Linked DNA regions of Mus musculus: region 1 is linked to region 2. Evidence: chromatin loops called from intact Hi-C (ENCODE). Cell type or tissue: left cerebral cortex. All regions are shown on one strand. Links, peaks and the distances in the headings refer to the core of each region. The heading gives the core; the rest is flanking DNA.

Region 1 (10,553 bases), core at 2,969-7,968, 57 kb after region 2:
TTCTAGGCAGGTGCTCCACCACTGAGCCACGCCCCCAGGCCCTCCCTGGGGGATTCTAGGCAGGGGCTCTACCGCTGAGCCACGCCCCCAGCCCCTTACTGGAGGATTCTAGGCAGGGCTCTACTGCTGAGTCATGCCCCCAGCCCTCTTTATATTTTGTTTGTTTGTTTAGGTTTTTTTGGTTTTTACTTTGAGGTAAGGGTCTCACTTAAATTGCCAAAGATGAGAAGTATGGTAAAGTGGGAGGGGTGAGAGACTGGGAGAAGGTAGACTACAAAGGTGGGAGGGGAGGCCAAAGCATTAAAGGTCTTGATTAAAAAAAAAAAAAGGGGATCTGTTTTTTATTTGAGGTTGGCCGATGAGAAATTATAATTAAATTACTGTAAGAATGATGAGAGAGAGGGGGCTGGAGAGATGGCTCAGCGGTTAAGAGCACTGACTGCTCTTCCGAAGGTCCTGAGTTCAAATCCCAGCAACCACATGGTGGCTCACAACCATCCGTAATGAGATCTGACACTCTCTTCTGGTGTGCCTGAAGACAGCTACAGTGTACTTAATTATAATAATAAATAAATCTTTAAAAAAAAAAAAAAAAGAATGATGAGAGAGGAAGAGACTACAGGCAAATATGTAGATCAGTTGAGAGGGTGTGTTTGTTTTACAATTTTTACTCCATTTATTTATTTACTTATTTATGTGCTTATTCATTTATTGGTGGGGCCCACACATGTCCCACATATGCCACTGTCCTTGTGTGGAGGTCAGAGGGCAGCTTCCAGTAATCAGTTGACTCCTTTTATCATGTGGGTCCCAGGGATCGAACTTAGTTCTTTAGGTAAGTGCCTTTAGGTGCTCAGCAGCCCCCAGAGGCTGTTTTCTGAGACACTTCTGCACAGGCCTCGCCCCTGTAAATGGAGCAAGGTACATTCTTGCCCCTGGCTAGCTGGTCCTCTTTTGTCACAGCTTCAGGGTGAGGTAACTGGAAAGCAGCCCAGCCCAAGGGCAGTTTAGGCAAGCTTCAGTGCTTGCTGGCCTTTGAGCATGTGCATTTCCAGTAATCGCTACAACAAAGCTGACCACAGGCTCAGTAGTTAAAACATCAGAATTCTGGGGCCAATGACAGGGCTCAATGGGTAAGGGTGCTTGCCACCAAACCCAGTGACCTAAGTTCAGATCTCCTGGATCCCACATGGTGGAAAGAATGGATTTTTGCAAACACACACACACACACACACACACACACACACACACACACACACACACGCACACACGCACAGCCTCTCTCTTTCGTAAATGTAATAAAAATAGAAGCAGTACCTTGCCCCCTCATCTTCTTATGGCTCTGGAGCCCAGAACCTGGAAATTTATGTTACTAGGTCACAATCAAAAGTTTTGAATGGAAAAAAATAGAAAGGAAAGGACATGACTTCTGGGTGTGGTGGCGGAGAAAGTTTATTGTAGATACAAGGGAGAGCATAGCCAGAGGCAGGGACACCTTACAGAAATCAGTTGGGAGAGTCCAGTTGGTCATGCCCCTTAGCCATGTGAGGAGGGGAGGGGAGGGGAGGGGAAGATAGGGACAGGAGGGGAGGGGAGCCAGGTTCAGTAACTAGGAGGCTCAAAGAGAGAAGTCCAAGAGGGCAGGTAACCAAATGGTTGGATTCTAAAGGGAAGGGCATCTGGAGCAAGGGCAGCACAGCCCCTGGCTGGAGGGTTCAGGTCGGGTGGTGGTGCCATCCAGGGGTTAGGACTTAGGGGTGCAGGGAGAACCTGGTGGCCAGTGTGCCCTTTGATATCTTAAGTAGGCACCTCAGCCATTTGTCCCAGGTTTAAACTTTGTGTTGGTAGTAGGTTAAGTGTTTGTTCCTCAAGCATGAAGACTTAAGTTCAAATCTCCAGTGCCTTTTTAGCTAGGTATTGATGCAGACTCTTATCTTTCCAGCGATCTGCAGGCTTTGGCAGGGCATTGAGATTGCTGTGAGTTCAAGGCCAACCTGGGCTATATAGAGTTGGGGAGGGGGGGAGGAGAGTGAACACACCTCAGCTAGGTGTGGTGGTGCATACGTTTAATCCTATCACTTAAGGGGCAGTTCCAGGCCAAGTTTTAGGTCAGCCAGGGAAATGTGGTGCCTGTCTCAAAAATAAATAAAAATTAAAAAGCATCACCCAAACTCGGGGAATTTATAACTGGACACAAAATCACACACCTTAGATCTCAGCACTCTGGAGGCAGAGGCAGGTGGATCAAGGTGACTTTGAGGCCAGCCCGGTCTATTTGAAACAGACAAACACAAGTCAGCATTTGTAAAAGATGGAGAACAGAACTGCTACAGAGCATATGAGACCTTGTTGGAAAACAACAAAAGCCCACACTCAAATAGAAAAGCAACTGTTGGGAATCCTTGATCTGTCAACCATTTCCATCCAGGCTTAATGGTTCACAAACTTCCATCCTTGAGCAGTGTCTTGCTTGGTAGCTCCTGGCTGTGCAGCCTTGGCTACTCTGGAAACCCTGGTTCTCCTGCCTTTGTGCCCGGGTGCTAGGCTTTTGGCCAGGAGCCACCACACCTAGCTCCCTACATAACTTCCTCTTTTAGATCACTCTGATTGCATGCTCGCCCCCACCCACCAGAAGGCTTTCGGGAAAACCCGTCCCAACTTCATAGATAAGAACTCTGATTCCAGAGGAGGGGAGATCCTCTCCTGCCCAGCAGGCTCCTTCCAGTAGGTACAAAGAGACCCAGTGTTTGCTTCTTGGTATTGGGTGGACCCTATCCCTTCTTCCTTTGAAAGTCTTGTCGAGCTTGTCCTCAGATACACAGTATGCTTGAGGCCAGCCCTGGCTCCAAACAGGAGAGCCTGTCAGGGCTATTGGAGGTCTTTAGTCCCAGCACTAAGGAGGTAGAGGCAAGCAGATCTCTATGGGTTTGAGACCCACCTAGTTTACCTGGTTATAGAGATTTACAGGCTAGCTAGGGTTACATAGTGTAACCATCTAAAAAAAAGAAAAAGAAAGGAAGGAAGAAAGAATGGAAGGAAGGAAGGAAAGGAGAGAGAGGAAGAAAGAAAGAAAGAAAGAGAAAGGAAGAGAGAAAGAGAAAGAAAGAAAGGAAGGAAGAAAGAAAGAAAGAAAGAAAGAAAGAAACCAACCAAGGGTTAGGGAGATGGCTCAAAGGCTAAGAGTACTGGCTGTTCTTACAGAGGACCTGGGTTCAGTTCCCGGAACCCACACTGTGGTTCATGACCATCTGTGGTTCATCCCCAATTCAAGGGAATCCTGTGTCATCTTCTGACCCCTACGTGCATCAAACATGCACATGGCATGCAGGCAAAACACATATATAACGTAATTAAGCCATTGAAGGAGTTGGTGGTGGTTCAGGGAGATGACTTGCCATGGAAACAAGAGCATTTGAATTCAGAATCCCAGAACCTCTGGGAAGAGCTCAGCACAGTGTCTGTGACCCTTATATTGGGGAAGCGAAGGTAGATGTATTCCTGGAACTCTCTGTCCTACCAGACTCCCAAATGAGTAAGAGACCCGGTCTCAAAAAAAAAAAAAAAAAAAAAAAGTCAAAGCCAGGCAGTGGTGGTGCATGCCTTTAATCCAAGCCCTTGGGAGGCAGAGGCAGGCTGGTCTCCTGGTCTCCGTGAGTTCAAGGCCAGCCTGGTCTACAGATCAATTTCCAGGACAGTCTGTTATCCAAGACCCTACATGATGGAAGGAGGGATCCGATCCGACTCCTGAAATTGCCCTCTGAACACCACACTTGTTTTATGACACCGTGTGTTAACGTTTACAGAGACTAAAAAGAAGAAATGCTGGAGAGGGATTGAAGGCCCTCTGGCCTCCATCTTACCTCCCTCTCTACGCACCATACACATAAAACAAAGGTTTTTAAAGCAGTATGCTCCAACCGTGGGGCAGGTCTGGAAGCCGTTTGGGATTTGTGTGGCACTGTCCGCATTGAGGTTCACTATCGGGGGTCAGTTCACTCTCCTCTGGCCCTGTTTCCTTCCTGTATAATTGAAGAGTTGGCCTAAGTGGACTGTCAGGTCCCCGGTGTCTTAATTGCACGCCAAACCGCACTGCTTCTGATTTGGGAGGGATAAGATGGCAAGCTTTTGTCTCCTGGGAAACCTTCCACCAAAGGAGCCTCTGCTGTTCTAGGCACCAGCTGTGCCTTGCCTAGCAGGGAGCCGGCCGAGGGATTCTCTAAAGGATGGGCAGCGGGATTGGGCTCTGACCGTAGAGGTTCTGAGAGGGGCTAGACACCCAATTTAGAAGCCAGTCCATTCTATCTCTTCTCCGGAAAAGGGCAAGCTTTTGGCCATTTGCGAGCAGGGGCCTGTCCCTAGAACGCTGGAGGGGAAGGATATCTGGTACCATCATTCCCATTCGCCCATCTGTTTAGAGCCCCCAGCCTCGTATTGGAAGGCCCCTGGGGATTAGCCTCAGGAGGCCAACCACAGCCTCTCAATTACCTCATTGTCCACATGGGGGCGGGGGGGGGGGGAAGCCATGTGGGGAAGGGACAAGGGGGTGGACCCCTGCCCTCGTTGGAATGTGCATGCTGGTGTTTGAAGGGGCATCTCTCCCGCCCCTCTGCCACCTCCCCCGCGCACTTCCTGAGTCCCACCAAGCCCTCCACGGAAACACGCGCGCGCATGCATGCACGCACACACACACACACACACACACACACACACACACACACACTTCCTGGCGGTCTCCAGCTCCTGGCTCTCCAGTGATCCTGTCCCATCCGCCTGGACAGCTGCCGAAAGAGACCTTTTGTTATTCAAATCACACCCTCCTCTCTGAGCTTCCAGGGACCTCAGGGTCCCGGAATCCATCGCTGGGTGTCCTCACCTCTTGCGGCGGATCTCCGGGTTTCCCGGGCCCTCCCCTCAACAGCACATTCTCCAGTTCCACCGAGGAACCGCGCCTCCCCCGCCGGCGCGCTTCCCCTCCCGTCCTCTCCTCTTCGATCCCCTCCCCTCCCCGCCCCGCCCCCGCCGTGCTCCGTCCAGCCGCGGTGCCGCCGGCCACCACCAGGGTCCCCGTCGCCCGCTGTTGCCAGCAAGCAGCATGGCACCCCCGGGGCTGCAGTAGCCGCCGCCAGCCTTCACTGGGGGGTACCCGGTATCTCCCGGGGTGTGGGGCGGACACCCTATCGCTTCGGTCATGGATGTGAACAAGATGGTAAGTGAGAGCTTTGGAAGCGCTATCTCCCCGCCCCCACCCGGCTCGCATCCCATCTCTCCCCCTCCCCCCTAGTCTGCAGCGTGATCCATTGAAAGTTTTCTGGATTGTTGATTCTTCCTGCCTGTTGGCCCCGCTCCGCAGAGCGCTGGGAGAAAGGGAGAACCCGGCCAAGGATCTGGAGGCGGCTGGCCCGCGGCGCTGGGGCTCCCGGTTTCCCGCCGCGCCAGCTGCCTGGGCTGCCCTGGGCCGGGCTCCCTTTCCTAAATTAGTCAACCTGTGAGGCGGAGGAGGGAGGGCAGCGCTGCAGGAAGGGGCTTCTGCTATCCCTTCGGAGCCCTCTGCTAGCACAGTGCTGGGGTTCTACTTGGAAGGTTTGTGGGCTGAGAGGTACAGGTGTCCCTGGGAGGGCTAGTGAGGAGAAACCCTGGTTTTGGCCAAAGTGAGGGGGCGGGAACGAGGACCCCCCCACACCCCCTTCCCGCATCCGAGCCCAGTGCTTGGGCTCTCAGAGGGGCCATGTTCCTAGATTGGTCACTTGTAAGCCTCAGACTTGGTGGGCTTAGGGAGCAGCGACCCCTTTCTTGGCCCGTTAAAGTATCTAATATTTTGGTCCCTTTAGAATGGAGGGGTCTGTGATCTGCCTCCAGAGCAGCCCCGCCCCCACTCCAAATACTGCAGGAGATGCCAAGATTGTGGCTCATTGATCCAGACCAAGGAGCGAATCTCAACGGGAATCAGGATGTCCTTTGGGAGATCCGAGATGGATGGAGGGAGTCTCTCTGGAGGGCACTGCAGGTTTTCCCAGAGGGATCGCTACCACTCTGGCTGACTTTAGACCTGGTTTCTCCATTTTTGCTGTTCCCCTCAATGGTGGGCTATGCTTTTGAGAGACCCGGGGAAAGAAATAGATTTGAAATCTGTGCGTGACTATAGGCGACTTGGGAACCTGTAGCTTACAGAGAAGAAGGGTTGAGGTTAATTTTCTATAGAGGGTACGTTTTTTAGGGTGCAAGCACACCCTAGAAAAGACAAGCCCATTTTGGTCCCTGCATACATAACCTTTAGCGCTGTATCTAGATTCTGGATCAAAGCTGGGTGACAGGTGTGATTCCCCCCCCCCACCCCCCCCAGGAGGCCCTTTTCCAAAAGTCTTGAGTTTCAACACACCCTCCTCCTGCCCCCGCTGTGGGGAGTGAGGACTGGGTGAGGTATCTCCTGAATCCTTGTCTTTCTGTGAAGACAAAGCTTGTCTATGGTGGGACAGTGCCAAGAGGCTAGACCCTGCCCCCATTCCCTGTGTTTGCATTGCAGACAACTTAGAACACCCCCCCCCCCGCGCCCAAAAAAATAGCCCTCTTGAGGGCTAGAGAGGAAAGTCAGTCTGTAAGGTGCAAGTATGAGAACCACAGATTAATCCCCCAGCCCTGTGGAAACAGCCCCTGGTGTGGCAGCCACACTTGCACTCCCAGCTCTGGGGAGGTGGATAGGTGTATCCCGCTGGACTACCGGTCAGCCAGGGTAGTTTCATTTGCAAGTCCCAGGCTGAGTGAAAAGTCCTGCGTCAAACAATGTGGAGGGCACCTGAGGAACATCTGCCCCCTCCCCACAAATGTGCTCACTTGAGCCTGTGCGCACACCCACAAAAAGAAGGGGGAGAGAGGGTTGATTAGATGGCTCAGCTGGTGAAGCACTCTCCGTGCAAGTCTGACAACCTGAGTTCAATCCCCACAACCCCTGGGAAGGCGGAAGGAGAGAACCAACTCCATGAAGTTGTCCCCTGACCTCTACATGGGACACACATGCACACACACGCACATAAGCACACACATAGCCAACTCCATGAAGTTGTCCCCTGGACTCTACATGACACACACACACACACACACACAAATAATGGTGGTGGTGGTGGTGGTGGTGGTGGAAGACTTAGGACTGATGAAGTGGGTAGAGAGACTTGTTGCAAAGCCTGACAGCCTGAGATTGGTCCCTGGGACCCACGTGGTGGAAGGAGAGAGCCGACTCCTGTGAGTTGTCCTCTCTAGCTGAAGAAGTGGCTTGGTGGGAAACTTGGTTGGCTGCTCCTTTCCTACAGCTGTCATAGCCACACACAAGAGTCACCTGTGTGAGCTTTAGATGAGGGTCCTGTGGCTGCTATTCCAGATGGCCCTGAGCCCCCACCTGCTTTCATTCAAGTTCTATCCAACCTGACAGGGTCAGGGACTTCTGCCTTTAAATTCTTAAAAAATAAATTCCCATTTATGCATGTATGCATACATATACATATACATGGATCGTGTGTGGCAGTTGGAGGACAATTTGCAGGAGTTGGTTCTTGATCATCTGTCTAACCTATCGTGTAGGCTTCAGGGATCAAACTCAGATCTTTAGGCTTGACGGCAGATACCTGGACCCAATGAGCCTTCTTACCACCCAGCTTATCCCTGCCTTTAGAGTCACCTTACTTCTGGCGTTTCTCCTCCCTCCAATTCTTCCAGTAGCCCATGGTATTTATTTATTTCCTGTCATTGTTGTACCAAGTGCTGGAGTGAAGGAAGAGCACTGAGAAATAGAGCCCAAGGTCTCCTGCTCCCTGGGACCGGCAGGCCAGGCGGGGGGCAGCTTCTGCGAGGCTCTGAGCAGTAGGTACAGAGGGCCATAGAGACTCAATACAGAGTTCAGATGCTGTGTGAGAAAGAAATGGGGGTGGGGGTGGGGGTGGGCAGAGGGTGAACAGTTGTATTCCAAGCAGTGTCGAGGTGGGGACAGGCAGATCCTTGGGGCTTCCTGGCTAGCCCAGCTGAACCAGGGAGCTCCAGGCCAGTGTGAGATCATAAGTGGGAAGCAGGAGATGGTTAAAGTGCTAGGTGCATGAATGAGAGCATCCAGGCTTGGGTCCCCACCAGTCGCCTGAAGGCTGGGCATGGTGGCATATGTCTGTAACCTGAGGGCTTGAGGCAGACCCCAGAAGCTGGCTGGCTAGCCAGTCTTCGCAATCAGTGAGCACTGGATACAGTGGGAAATCATGTTTCCAAAAAGAATGTAGAGTCTTGCATGTTTTTAATCCCAGCCCTGAGGAGGTGGAGGCAGGTGGGAGTCTGTGAGTTCAAAACCAGGCAGGGCTACATAGTGAGACTCTGCTTTTGAAAAAGACTAAAAGTGGAAAGTGAATGAGGAATATGTCCTGATGTCGATCAAGTGCTGGCTTTTGAATGCATTCACATGGGTGAGCACACATGTGTATAACACAAGCACACGTGCACACATACACAAGCAAACTGGACAGTTCCTGAGGACCAGCATCAGCATCCAACGTGGCCTTCACACACACATTACATACACACACACACATACACACACACACACACACACACACACACACACACACACACAGAGGTGCACATGCACACAGTAATAAAGTTTAAAGCCCTGGCTGTCTCTGGAAGGCTGGGTGGAGTTGGTTTTTCTAGAGCAGTGAAAGGGGAATGGGCAGAGCCCACTGGGTGAGGCTGGGCATGGAGATTAGAGATCAGGAAATAGCTGCCTGGTCAGTTGTAGCCAGGCCAGGAAGGCCTTAAATGCCAGTGATGGCGCTCAGCCTGTAGGGACTGGAGACTGTAAGCAGAGGCTGTGTATTGATGGCCTCTCTCCCCTTTTAGCTTGGAGTCTAAACAAAAGTGATATTTGATTCTCATTAATCATTGAGCAGCCCAGTGTCCAGCCCAGAAGCCATTGTCCCCGATTCTTTGTGAGGAACACAGACCCTGGGTTGTGTCGCTAAGAGAACCTTTCCAATCCCGGGCCCTTGGCGCCTGCTTCCTCTTCCCACAGGAGGCCTGGGTTGCTTTCTGTTCTGACCCTTCCTACTCCCATCTTTGGTATGAAGCCTCTCTACGGTGGCCTAGAGCTTTAGGGTTGACTCCCCCAATCCATCATTCCAGACGCATTCCTGACAGAACCTATCATTACTAGCCTTGAGAGTTTGAACTCTGTGGTGGTCTTTGTTGGATGAGAAAAGCCAGGTTAAAGTTCGCCTAACTCCCTGCATGACTGTTAACAAAAATTAGTTACATTTGCATATATATATGAATGTTTGCACACATATACATATATGTATATGTAGGCTGGGGAGAAAAACTTGCAAGAGTTAGTAACCTCTCCTACCATGTGGGTCCCATGGGGACTCAACTTGTCAGGCATAGAGGCGGGTACTTCTGCATATGTTCTGAAGAATTGTACTTGGATTGTATCTAAGGGTTATTCTTGATGTGATGGAACACTATGACCAAAGCAACTTGGAAAGAAAGAATTTATTTGGCTTACATGTCCATACTACTGTTTATTATCAAAGAAAATCAGGGCAGGAACTCAAACAGAGCAGGAACCTGGAGGCAGGAGCTGATGCAGAGGCCACAGAGGGGTGCTGCTTACTGGCTTGCTCCTCACTGCTTGCTCAGCCTGCTTATAGAACCCAAGACCACCAGCCCAGGGATGGCTCTACCCATAATGGGCTGTGCCCTTCCACATCAATTACTAATTAAGAAAATGCTCAACAGGCTTGCCTACAGCCTGATCTTATAGAGGCATCTTCTCAAATGAGGCTCCCTCCTCTCCGATGACATTAGCTTGTTGTCAAGTGGACAGAATACCAACCAGCACAGATTGCTTCTGAGATTTTTATAAGATAACTGGGTATGGTGGTGCACACCTTTAATCCCAGCACTAGGGGGACAGAGCAGGTGGCTCTCTGTGAGTTCAAAGCCACTCTGGTCTATTCAGCGAGTTCTTGGACAGCCAGAGCTATATAGCAAGACCTTGTCTTAAACAAAACAAGGCAAAAATAGATAAAATAAAACGAAAAACAGTAGGCCATCGTTGGAAATCATTTTATTGATTTTGATTTACTTTTTTGCAATGCTAGAGATGGAACTCAGAATCCTGCAAATGCTATGCAAATGTAGCTTGGACTTGTTCCAAGTTCCTCCCTGGGGGATTCTAGGCAGGAGCTCTACCACAGAGCCACGCCCCCAGCCCCTCCCTGGGGGATTCTAACCAGGTGCTCTACCACTGAGCCACGCCCCCAGCCCCTCCCTGGGAGATTCTAGGCAGGGGCTCTACCACAGAGCCACGCCCCCAGCCTCTCCCTGGGGGATTCTAGGCAGGGGCTCTACCACTAAGCCACGCCCCCAGCCCCTCCCTGGGGGATTCTAGGCAGGGGCTCTACCACTGAGCCACGCCCCCCAGCCCCTCACTGGGGGATTCTAGGCAGGGGCTCTACCACTGAGCCACGCCCCCAGCCCCTCCCTGGGGGATTCTGGGCAAGTGCTGAGCTATGCCCTCTGTCTTT
Region 2 (10,553 bases), core at 3,244-8,243:
GCTGCCCCCACTTGTACTGCTTCACTCCTCTGAGGAACACATGGCCAGCTGCCCAGTGCACTTAGCTCTTCCTTCCGTGTCTGTACCAAAGCCTGAAGCTCCTCTAAGAAAAGACAAAAACCAATCAAGCACAGTGGTGCATATCCACGAAGCTGAGGCAGGAGGATTGTGAGTTCAAAAGCAACTTGGGCTATTGAGTGCCCTGTAAAGGCACATCTTTCTAATGCACTGGCCATGGCGACACCAGAAGTAGCTGTTCACTGCCACCTCCTGGCCACTTTTATAAGAACTGTTAAGAATTTGTATGGTGTGGTTGCTTTTGCCTACAACCCCAATATTTAGAAGGCTGAGGCAGGAGAATCCTGAGTTTGAGGCCAGTTTGGACTAGGCACCTAATGCCAGGCCAACCTGGGACAAGTAGGAAGACCTTCCCAAAAACTAGGGAAAGAAGGAAGGAGAAATGGGGAGAAAGGAAGGAAGGAAGGAAGGAAGGAAGGAAGGAAGGAAGGAAGGAAGGAAGGAAGGGAAATTTAAAATTAGTTTGAGATATGATATGGTCTTATTCTTTTGCCTAGCCTGGCTAGGATCCTCTTGACTCCACTTTCTGGCCACTAAAATATAGGTACGTGTCATCATGCCTTTCACTGGGGGATTCTAGGCAGGGGCTCTACCACTGAGCCATGCCCCAGCCCCTCACTGGGGGATTCTAGGCAGGAGCTCTACCACTGAGCCATGCCCCAGCCCCTCACTGGGAGATTCTAGGCAGGGGCTCTACCACTGAGCCATGCCCCAGCCCCTCACTGGGGGATTCTAGGCAGGGGCTCTACCACTGAGCCATGCCCCAGTCCCTCCCTGGGGGATTCTAGGCAGGGGCTCTACCACTGAGCCATGCCCCAGCCCCTCACTGGGGGATTCTAGGCAGTTCTCCAACTCTGAGCTATATCCTTATGCTTCATTTTATGTCTTATATTGAGAGAGTCTCACTAAGTTGCCCAAGATGGTTTTGAGCTTGCTCTCTAGCCCAGGTTCTCAACTATACCACCTCCCACTTCATTTGTATGAGTACCTGGTGTGGTATACCTGGCTCACAAGGCTATTTCCTGGATTCTCTCATTCCTTTCCCTCCCTCCCTCTCCCTCCCCCTCCCCTTCCCCCCTCTCTTTCTTATTGCATTACTGGTCAGGAAAGTGGCTCACACCTTTAATCCCAGCACTAGGGAGGCAGAAGCACTCAGATCTCTGTGAATTTGAGGTAAGTCTCATTTACAGAGTTCCAGGACAGCCAGGGTTACACAGAGAAACCTATCTTGAACATTCCTCCCTGCAAGCTACTATAAAGGGACAGAGCATGTCCAAGAACCACCCAAGATGCGCAGGTGCAGAAGATGGGGGGCTATCCAAACAACCCATGGAGAGCTAGCCCCTCCAGTGAACAGCAAATGCTTGTGGGGTTAGCACAATTTCTCATTCACTGGAATGCTGAATGTGTTTCTGTTATGACCCAGCCTGTCTTGGTCCTGGGTTGGGAGCTGGGGAAAATGGTGCAAGTGAGCCAATGGTGTCTTAAAATTTTAATAGTTCTGTGAAGTTTCTTTTTATGATGATTTCTGCTTAAGCTATTTCACCTCTCGTTCATCCTTCCCTTTTATGGAGAACACAGGACATTGTGGAAACACTTGTTAGGAATCCCCTTCTCTCCCTTTTCTTTCAAATGACAAGTCCGGGTGATGAGGTCGTGAATTTTTATTTTCCCTTTGTTTTTGATAAACATTTGTCTTTTGGATTAGGATAGCATAATATGTTTAAATGGGGAAAAACACTATGATTTTGTGCAATTAATAAAGCTACTGCAAGAAAAAAAAAGAAAAAGAAAACTTTTTTTGGTTAAAAAAAGGAAGAAGAAAAAGAAGAAAAAAAGAAAAAGACCCAGGGGCTTTGGCTTCTGTTCTTCCCCAGCTTGCTGGCCCCTCCCTTTCCACTGCATGTCTGTCTTTCTTAGAAATAAACAGTTTCTGTTTCTCTTGCTCTCCAGGTGACCCTGGTTCAATGCTTTGAGACGCAAGAACCTGGGTATCCTAGCCAGGACTCTGCAGACCCCAACTGAGACCTGTAGATATCTTCAAACCAGACTTATATATGGTAAATAGATCTAAACTAATTGGGACGCTTTGCCCATTGCGTGCGTACACGGGTACCTGGGAGCCAGAAAGGAATATACTGTATGGTTCCTTGGAGCTCGAGTTAGAGGCGGTTATAAGCTGCTTGACCTGAGTACAGGGAGCTTAACTCTGAACCGCAACCGAATTCTCTCTTCAAACTTACATTAATTGTGTGGGTGCGCGTGCACGCGTGAACACACATGCACACATGTGTTTACCCATGTGGAGGTTAGACAGCAACTTGCAGGACTCAGTTTTCTTGTTCTTCATGTGGATCTCAGGAATCAAACCCACACTGGCAAGTCGGGTGGCAAGTGCCTTTTAGCTCCAAGCCATCTTGCTGCCTGCTCCTGTCTTATTATATTTCGCTGGTCTCATGTAGCTGAGGCTGGTCTAGAACTTGCTATGTAGCCTCCTGCCCCTGTCTTCTGAGTACTGGGATGACAGGCACAGAGCACCAAACTGTGCCAGGTTTATGGGGTGCTGGGGATGGAATCCAGGTCTTCCTGGATGCTTAGACAAGCACGCTGACAAATGAGCTGCATCCCCCACCCCGAGCCATGGTCCCTTCTTTTTGACCTGTTCTATTTCACAGGAAAACTAACTGTCTTGAATCTTTCCCGGCCCAGTGCCTCCAAACCACAAATTTCTCCTTCCCACTCTGGTTTACTCAAATAAGAACTAGGCTGAGCCCTTAATCCTTGTTTAAGAGACTGATGTTTATTGATGCCATAAAATCTGAACAAGGAGGCCTAAATCTGTCTTTAGCTGATCCCAGAGCATAAGACCAGTGTGGAATTCAGAATGGCCACACCAGGGTCAGAGTGTTAGGAGCATTGTCTGCTCTGCTGGCGTTCTTCATCGAAGTCATTCCCTTGGGTACTGGGGGTGGTAGGTCAGTTGACAAAGCTTACTTAAGTAAGCTCAAGGCCAGAAAGAACTCCTGTCTCAAAAAAAAAAAAAAAAAAAAAAAAAAAAAAAAAAAAAAAAAAAAAGCACTGACTGCCCTTCCCTTCTAGAGGTCCTGAGTTCATGAGTTCAATTCCCAGCAACCACATGGTGGCTCACAACCATCTGATCTAGTGCCATCTTCTGATGTGCAGAAGAGAGATGGGCTGGAGAGATGGGCTCAGCAGTTATGAGGACCCAAGTTTGGTAGAGGGTGGCTCACAACCATCTACAACTCCAAGGAATCTGACACCCCATCTGGCTTCTGCAGGCACCTCCACACATATCACACACACACACACCACCACCACCCCCAACACACATATCACACACACACATACCACCCCAACACACAGTGCCAAAACACACTACACATTCCTTCCCCCTAGAACGCAATTTATAGATCATCCCCTTAAATAAATACAGTCTCCGGCTAATCCTCCTATCACTCTGGACCTGTGAAGCCCCTCTTCCCACATCCCCTTGGCACAAGCTTACTCACATGACTCCTTAAGAGGCAGAGCTTTCTCCTCTTCTGTTCTAGAGTCTCCCCAGCTGTCCTGGCTAGTTTTATGTCAACCTGACACAAGCTAGGGTCATCTGAAAGGAGGGAACCTCGATTGAGAAAATGCAACTTCTCCAGAAGATTCAACTGTAGGGTATTAATTAGTGACTGATGGCAGGGAGGGCCCAGCCCATTGTGGATGGGGCTACTTGTCCCAGTGTCTACTGAAAAGCAGGCTGAGCAGACAGTGAGGAGCAAGCCACTCAGGCCTCTGCATCAGCTCCTGCCTCCAGGCTTCTGTCCCTTTTGAGTTCCTGCCCTGACTTCCTTCACTGATGGACTACAATGTGGAAGTGTAAGCTAAATAAACCCTCTCCTCCCCAGCTTGCTTTTGGTCATGGTGTTTTATCACAGCAATAGGAGCCCTAACTAAGATTCTAATCTACTTTTGCTCCTACTCCCTCGGACCACTTTCATCTAGGCTTTGTAACTTGGTGCCCACAATGCCACTGTGCCCAGCAAAAGCCTTCTTGGTGCTTGCAAATGCTCACTCCTCTTTTATGCCTCTATCAAATGTGAACTTTCACCCAGGCTTTAATTTAGAAAAAGTCATTGGCCGCTTCGAATTAAACTCCTCTTCTGATGATGGCACAGTAGTGAAAGCCATTGCCGAGCAAGGGTGTGTGTGCACATCGCCACAGTCGGGACCCTAGGCCAGCTGGTTTGTGTGGCCCGCCTAGAAATTCCAGCCTCTGAAGTGGGAGACAGAGACTCTTCAGAGCCAACAGGCTAGTGTGGCTAGCCATATCAACAAACCCTGAGTTCCATGAGACCCTAAGTCAATGCGAGATTCAAGAGTGATGATGACCCCTGACATCGGCCTCAGATCTCCATGTGCACAGGTGCACGAATGTGCTTGCACACGGTGCGACACACCTGCAAACCGCATCTCTTTCAGTGTGGGAGGCTGGGGGGAGGGTGTCTGTGGGTAGTCTGTATACAGGTATATGCCTGTAATCCTAGCATTCAAGAGGCTGAGGCAGGATTTCTGGGAGTTCAAAGCCAATCTCAACTTTTTAGTGAAATATTATCTTTGTGCATGTAGGTGTGCATGTGTGTGCAGTACTGGCTGTCCTGGAACTCACTCTATAGACAAGGCTGGCCTTGAACTCAGAGATCCATCTGCCTCTGCCTCTTGAGTGCTGAGACTAAGGCTGTGGACCATCACCACCCGTCTTGAAACACTGTTTTTAAAGAGCATCCCTGGTGTGACCACTCAGTGGGTAGGTTGCTACACTAAGCCTATCACTCAAGTCAGATCCTGGGGTCCACACGGTAGAGAACAGAATCTAATTTGCTTTCTGACCTCCACAGAGTGCTGCCGTATGAACACAGTCCCACACATACACACAGGTACAAAATGTGTGTAAAACGTTAAAGGAAAGTCAAGCCTAGAGGCCCACGCCTATAATCCTAACAGTTGAATGGAAGAGGCAAGAGGCTCAGGGATTCAAGGGACTCAGCGACATAGTGAGTTTGATATTGTCATTAATTAAAACATTGCCTAGTACAAGTGAGACTTGTACTGGCTTCTATTGCAGAGCTAGATGGATAGCACCATCAAATTGCTTAATGCTTAACGGTGCCACTAGTTCTGTTAGTGAAGAACCTGTAACTTTTTTCTTTGCTGAGGAGCACTTCCCAGTCTGTAGGTGCTCCCAGAACAGGATGGGAGGAGTGGACCCTACCATAGTTGAACAAAGAGCATCTGTTGGGGTTTCTACCGAGATAAGGTGAGAACGAAGCAAAGTTTGGAAAGCTCTGGGGAGATCCTCGCAATCACAGGCCAGTATTTGGGGACCCTCCAGAACGGTCCTCCAGAACGGGCAGAAAGGAATGCACGAGGAGGGGACTTCGAGGACCACTAAGGCCGCCATCGCGGGTCCACACTGACGCAGAGTTCCCCAGCAAGCCGGTGAAGCATGGTGTGCAGCCATGCTTCCCTTGATCTGCCTTTCCATCCCCTCGGGAACTCGTGGCGCCGGCTGGACCGCAGGTCCTACTGCTCAGAAACCCGCAGCAGAGAAGGGCCCAGGAGGTGGCGCTTCGAAGTAGGGTGGAGTCAGCAAGGGCTGGTCTGTGGCAGCCAGGCCCCACCCACTAGCATGACGGACAAGCCTTCAGAGCAATCATAGTGCTTTTATGGTCCTGGGGGGTGGGAACAAAGGAAGAGTGACGGATGTAGGGTGGAGCCAACAAGAAAAGGTTAGGGCAGCCCATCAAGCCAGCCTGTTGACAGATAAGTCTTCAGACCAATGACAGTGCATGTAGAGGCCTGGAAGGCGGTGCATCGATTATGGGGCGGAGCCTAGGGGGCAGGTTAGGACAGCAGCCCACCAGGTCCTGCCCACTAATGATAATGGACAAACCTTCAGACCAGTCATAGTATGCGGACCGCCCTGAGGCGGGCAGCGGGTGAAGTGAGCGGAGCGCCTCCGAAGTGGGAAGAGGGGTGTGGGGAAAAGCCTCTTGGAAACATGGGGTGGGTTCTGAGGGAGATGGACAGCGCTGTCAACCAATGGAAGACGGAATCTGTCCCCGTTAGCGCCGGATCCCCGCGGGTAGGGAGGGGCGGGAGGCTCCGCGGGGATCCCGGGGCGGCCGAGGGCCCCTGACTCTGTTCACCCAGACAACATGGACCGAATGGCCAGCTCCATGAAGCAGGTATCCAACCCGCTGCCCAAAGTGTTGAGCCGCCGCGGAGTTGGTGCTGGGATGGAGGCTGCGGAGCGCGAGAGCTTCGAGCGGACTCAGGTGAGATTCGAGAACCCTGGGGCATCCCTGGGGCACTTGGAGTGATGCAGGGTGCAAGAGAGGCTTGGAAGGGAGTGGGACTTGCAGACTCGGGAAGGAATTAGGCAAGGTGGCTGCGATCGGAATCATTTTGGGGTAGGGAACTAGGCGGGTCCCAGGGAGGTTCGGGATCTACCTGGGCATCTCCACTGGCATAGGGGTCGGGGTGCACTCTGGGGAACTGCAGATTCCTGCGGCTGAGGGGACGGTCTCAGTGAGCACCATCAGGGGTCACAAGGGAGGCTAAAGGGAGTTGAAAGGGGACTGACGGAAGGGTGCTCCTGGATAGGGGAAGCACTTGGAAGTCGCTTGGTTTTTGCCAAGTGTGGGAACGCCAAGGTGGGGGTGTGAAGGGTGGCTCTGGTCGCCTTACTTTAGTATTGACTCTCCCTACACTTCCCAGCATCTCGCTCAACGGTGCCTCTAACTTGGCTCTCAGCAGCCCCAGCTGTTGGCCTCAGAGGCTGGGCCAAAGGGGTCTGAGTGATGGGAAGGACCGTAAGAAATGTGAAGTGTGGTCCAACTTGTAAAATGGCCCGGGGGTTTGGAGGAACGGGGACGCGCAGCCTGGGGTAGGAATTGAGGCGCTTGGATTGTCAGAGCTTTGCGTGCCGGCATAAGCTGTCCAGTGATACTCAGACTCCTGATTTGAGGTTTTGCTTTCACCCTCCAAAATATGCCTGACAGCTAATAAGCAGACCGCCTGCCTTATTTGTCTGGTCTGACCAGGGCAGATGGCCAAAATTCCACCGCAGTTATCAACAAAAAGCCACTATCCAGTTTTACCTCAGGCTTTTATGCATGCTGTATTGATCGGACTGAATCAAGTTGTGAGGCTCGGGGTGTGTAGTCATCAGTTCATCTGTATGTAAAATCTGTTTCTGAGAGTACAACTCCTCGGATCCCACTGCGGATGCCGGGCCGGTAGATTTCTTCTACTCTGGCTCTCCGAGTTCTACTTTGAAGATCTGAGTTGACTTCAGCCAGAGGCAGGTCCCCTGTCGTGTTCTGTGAGTAGGAAAGATGGAAGAGATAGGGAGGGCCTGTGTGTTCTATAAATGGACCTTGCTCGGAAGAAAGCCTTTTCACCCCAGGGGACTTTACACCACCTCTTGTTTCTGAGACCCCTGGGTCCACTTCTTGTGTCTGAGGGGGGAAATGGGGTAGTTGTACCCCGGGAGGGGAAAGAGAGACCACCGTCCACTTACCTCTCAATGTCTATAGAGTTTGGAGCTTTTTAAATTTCTCAGATCTTTTGAACCTTGGGCGTTGTTGCCAAAAAAAAGAAAAAAAGAAAAAAAAGTTTTCATATCCCCCCCCAACCTCTTTTATTTTTAAACTGAAAGAAGAAAATAAACTGGAGCTATTTTATAGCATCCGACTTAAAACTGAGGCAATAAGTTAGACATAAAAGTTTGAGCTTACGGCCAGCGGAGGTGGCTAAGGGGTAAAGGCTCCTGCCAACCAGTCTGGCCACCTGAGTTTCATCCCAGGAAGGGAACCAACTTGTCCAAGTTGTCTGCTGACCTCCATACTCAAGCCGTGCCATGAATACCCCTCCATATACATACACCCAAAATCACTTTTAAAATGTTTTTTTTTTTTTTTTTTTTTTTTTTTTTTTAGTTTGAACTTAATACAGAGTGATAGAATTGAGGCACTTGAATGTTTCCAGCCATAAGTAACATTTTTCCTAGTTGCCCAACAGGAAGACTGGTAGGCAGTGTCTAGTTTTACCTTCTGTAGAACACTTGTTATGAGCCGTGTGTATGTGTGTGTGTGTGTGTGTGTGTGTGTGTGTGTGTGTGTGTGTGAGAGAGAGAGAGAGAGAGAGAGAGAGCACTGAGATATTCTATAGCAGAGCTTTTCAGTTGTGGAAGTCTCCCCCCAGCCCCCTTTTTTTCTTTTTGGTTTTTCAAGACAGGGTTTTTCTAAGTAACAGTCCTGGCTGTCCTGGAGCTCACTTTATAGACCGGGCTGGCCTCAGACTCACAGAGGTCCTCCTGCCTCCTGAGTGCTGAGTTTTTTGTTTGTTTTGTTGTTGATGTTGTTTTTAATTTGTTTGTTTTGTCGCTGTTGTTCTGTTTTATTTGAGTGAGAATCTTATTATGTTGCTCAGGCTGGCCTGGAACTCAGCTGTGTAGACCAGGCTGGCCCTCAAACTTTCATTGGGAGACAGAGGCAGGAGGATCCTTGCAAGGCAGTGTGGTCTAAGTAGCAGTTCCAGGCGAACTGTGGCTATACATATTGAGACTCTATCTCAATCAGAATTTCAATAACCCAAAAATTAAAACAAACAAACAAACAAACACACTGGTGTCTTCAGAGACTAAGAGAATCAGCGTGGGTTTTATAATAATTGTAGCTAACTACTATGTTTGGAGGTCCTCTAAGTACAGTCCTTGATTTGGTATCTTTAATCTTCTCAAGAGCTGATGGAGTGGTTATCAACCCCATTTTGCTTAGAGGAAATTGAGGCCTACCGAGCGAGGTTAAATAACTTGCAGGGTAACACAGTTGGAAGTGGTCCCAACCTTTAACCACATCCCAGCTACCTCTGAGTCCTGAGCATCCCCGGAAGATAACTGAGTTCTCTTCAGTTCCTTTTGCCTTGAGACAGAGTCTCGTGCAGTTCTGCTGATCTCAGACTAGCTATGAAGACAAAGATGATCTCAAACCCCTGATCCTCTTGCATCCACCCTGAGTGCTGGGATTGCAGGAGTGTCCCACGGTGGCTGGCTTTAGGCAGCGCTGGAGATGGAAGCCACGCTTCATGTATGCTAGGCAAGCGTTCTCCCAACCGAGCCCCATCACCAGCCCACAGGAGACGTCTCAGTTTGGGGGCCAAGCACTGGGTGATGTGCTTTGACGTATGGAACCATGAGCCCTCAGGCAGACAGTCTGACTTTCCTAAGCCTCAGTTTCCCAGCTGTAAACTAAAGATAACACAGGGCTGGGAAGGTGGCTCAGTGATTACACTTGGTGCACAAGCTTGAGAACCTGAGTTCAGATCTCCAGAACCCACATTAAAACAAAACAAAACAAAACAAAACAAAACAAAACAAAACAAAACAAAACAAAACAAAACAAAACAGGTGTTGCTCCTGTTTTAGCCAAATCAGTAAGATTCAAGGTCAGTGAACTGTCTCAAAAAAAAGTGGAAAGAATTAGAGGAAAACACCCAGTGTAGACCTCTGGCCCCTACAAGTGCACACACACGTGTGCATCTGTGTACATCAGTGTACAACATATATATATACATATATATATACATACATATATATATATATGTATATATATAATACATATATAACATAATAGGGGCTGGAGAGATGGCTCAGTGGTTAAGAGCACTGACTGCTCTTCCAGAGGTCATGAGTTCAATTCCCAGCAACCACAAGGTGGCTCACAACAGCTACAGTGTACTCATATACATTAAATAAACAAATAAACATATAGTATTTAACCTTGCAGTGTATGTAGGGGTGTTCATGCCACTGCACAATTATGGAGGTCTGTTTCAGGGTTTTACTGCTGTGAGTGTGAACAGACACCATGACCAAGGCAAGTCTTATAAGGATAACATTTAATTGGGGCTGGCCTACAGGTCAGAGGTTCAGTCCATTATCATCAAGGTGGGAGCTTGGCAGCATCCAAGCAGGCTGAGCTGAGAGTTCTCCATCTTCATCTGAAGGCTGCTAGTGGAAGACTGACTTCCTGGCAGCTAGGTTGAGGATCTTAAATCCCACGCCCAGTGACACACCTACTCCAACAAGGCCACACCTTCTAATAGTGTCACTCCCTGGGCCACGAATATACAAACTATAACAAGGTCAGAGGGCAGCTTGGTATGGAATGTACTAAATGATAAGCATGAAGGCATTTTGCAAATTATGGGCCACTACTGTGGCATTTTCTGTGTTGCAGGAGCGGGTAGTCTGTCCTTCTAAGCTCTCAGCACTGTTTTCAGAATGTCACATGGCCACTGTCCCTTCCAGAACAGGAACCACTGAGCAGCCAAAGCTCTACTCCACCATCACCTCGAGTTGCCCTTTTAACTCAGCACAAGCATCAGTTGGGTTTTAGGGA

Evidence for each region. A loop is a pair of places that touch in the nucleus more often than their neighbours do. Peaks named below come from ENCODE experiments on the same cell type or tissue, not always from the same donor. Only the 100,000 strongest peaks of a DNase experiment are listed, where the experiment ranks them.
Region 1: it touches region 2 in a loop (4-fold over the local background); 6 of 42 quality-filtered maps call a loop at or near these places.

The regions. Positions count from the first base shown.
Region 1 is chr5:135,483,734-135,494,286 of GRCm38, reverse strand. The region is part of intron 1 of Hip1 (huntingtin interacting protein 1); the gene reads left to right. Among named protein-coding and RNA genes, the nearest start is that of Gm52790, 47 kb to the left of the region's middle. In left cerebral cortex, for the core only: CTCF peaks have their summits at 4,885 and 5,085; DNase peaks (open chromatin) are centred at 4,202, 4,904, 5,309 and 5,879; H3K4me3 peaks cover 2,270 bases; H3K27ac peaks cover 2,614 bases.
Region 2 is chr5:135,540,809-135,551,361 of GRCm38, reverse strand. It overlaps Hip1 (huntingtin interacting protein 1), which reads left to right and starts at 6,240. Exons shown (of 31, transcript NM_146001.2): 1 at 6,240-6,425. The coding sequence starts at 6,306. It overlaps Gm52790 (a long non-coding RNA gene), which reads right to left. Exons shown (of 3, transcript XR_003955807.1): 3 at 10,047-10,553. In left cerebral cortex, for the core only: a CTCF peak has its summit at 5,711 (motif pointing right); DNase peaks (open chromatin) are centred at 3,402, 5,940, 6,846 and 7,149; H3K4me3 peaks cover 2,204 bases; H3K27ac peaks cover 1,535 bases.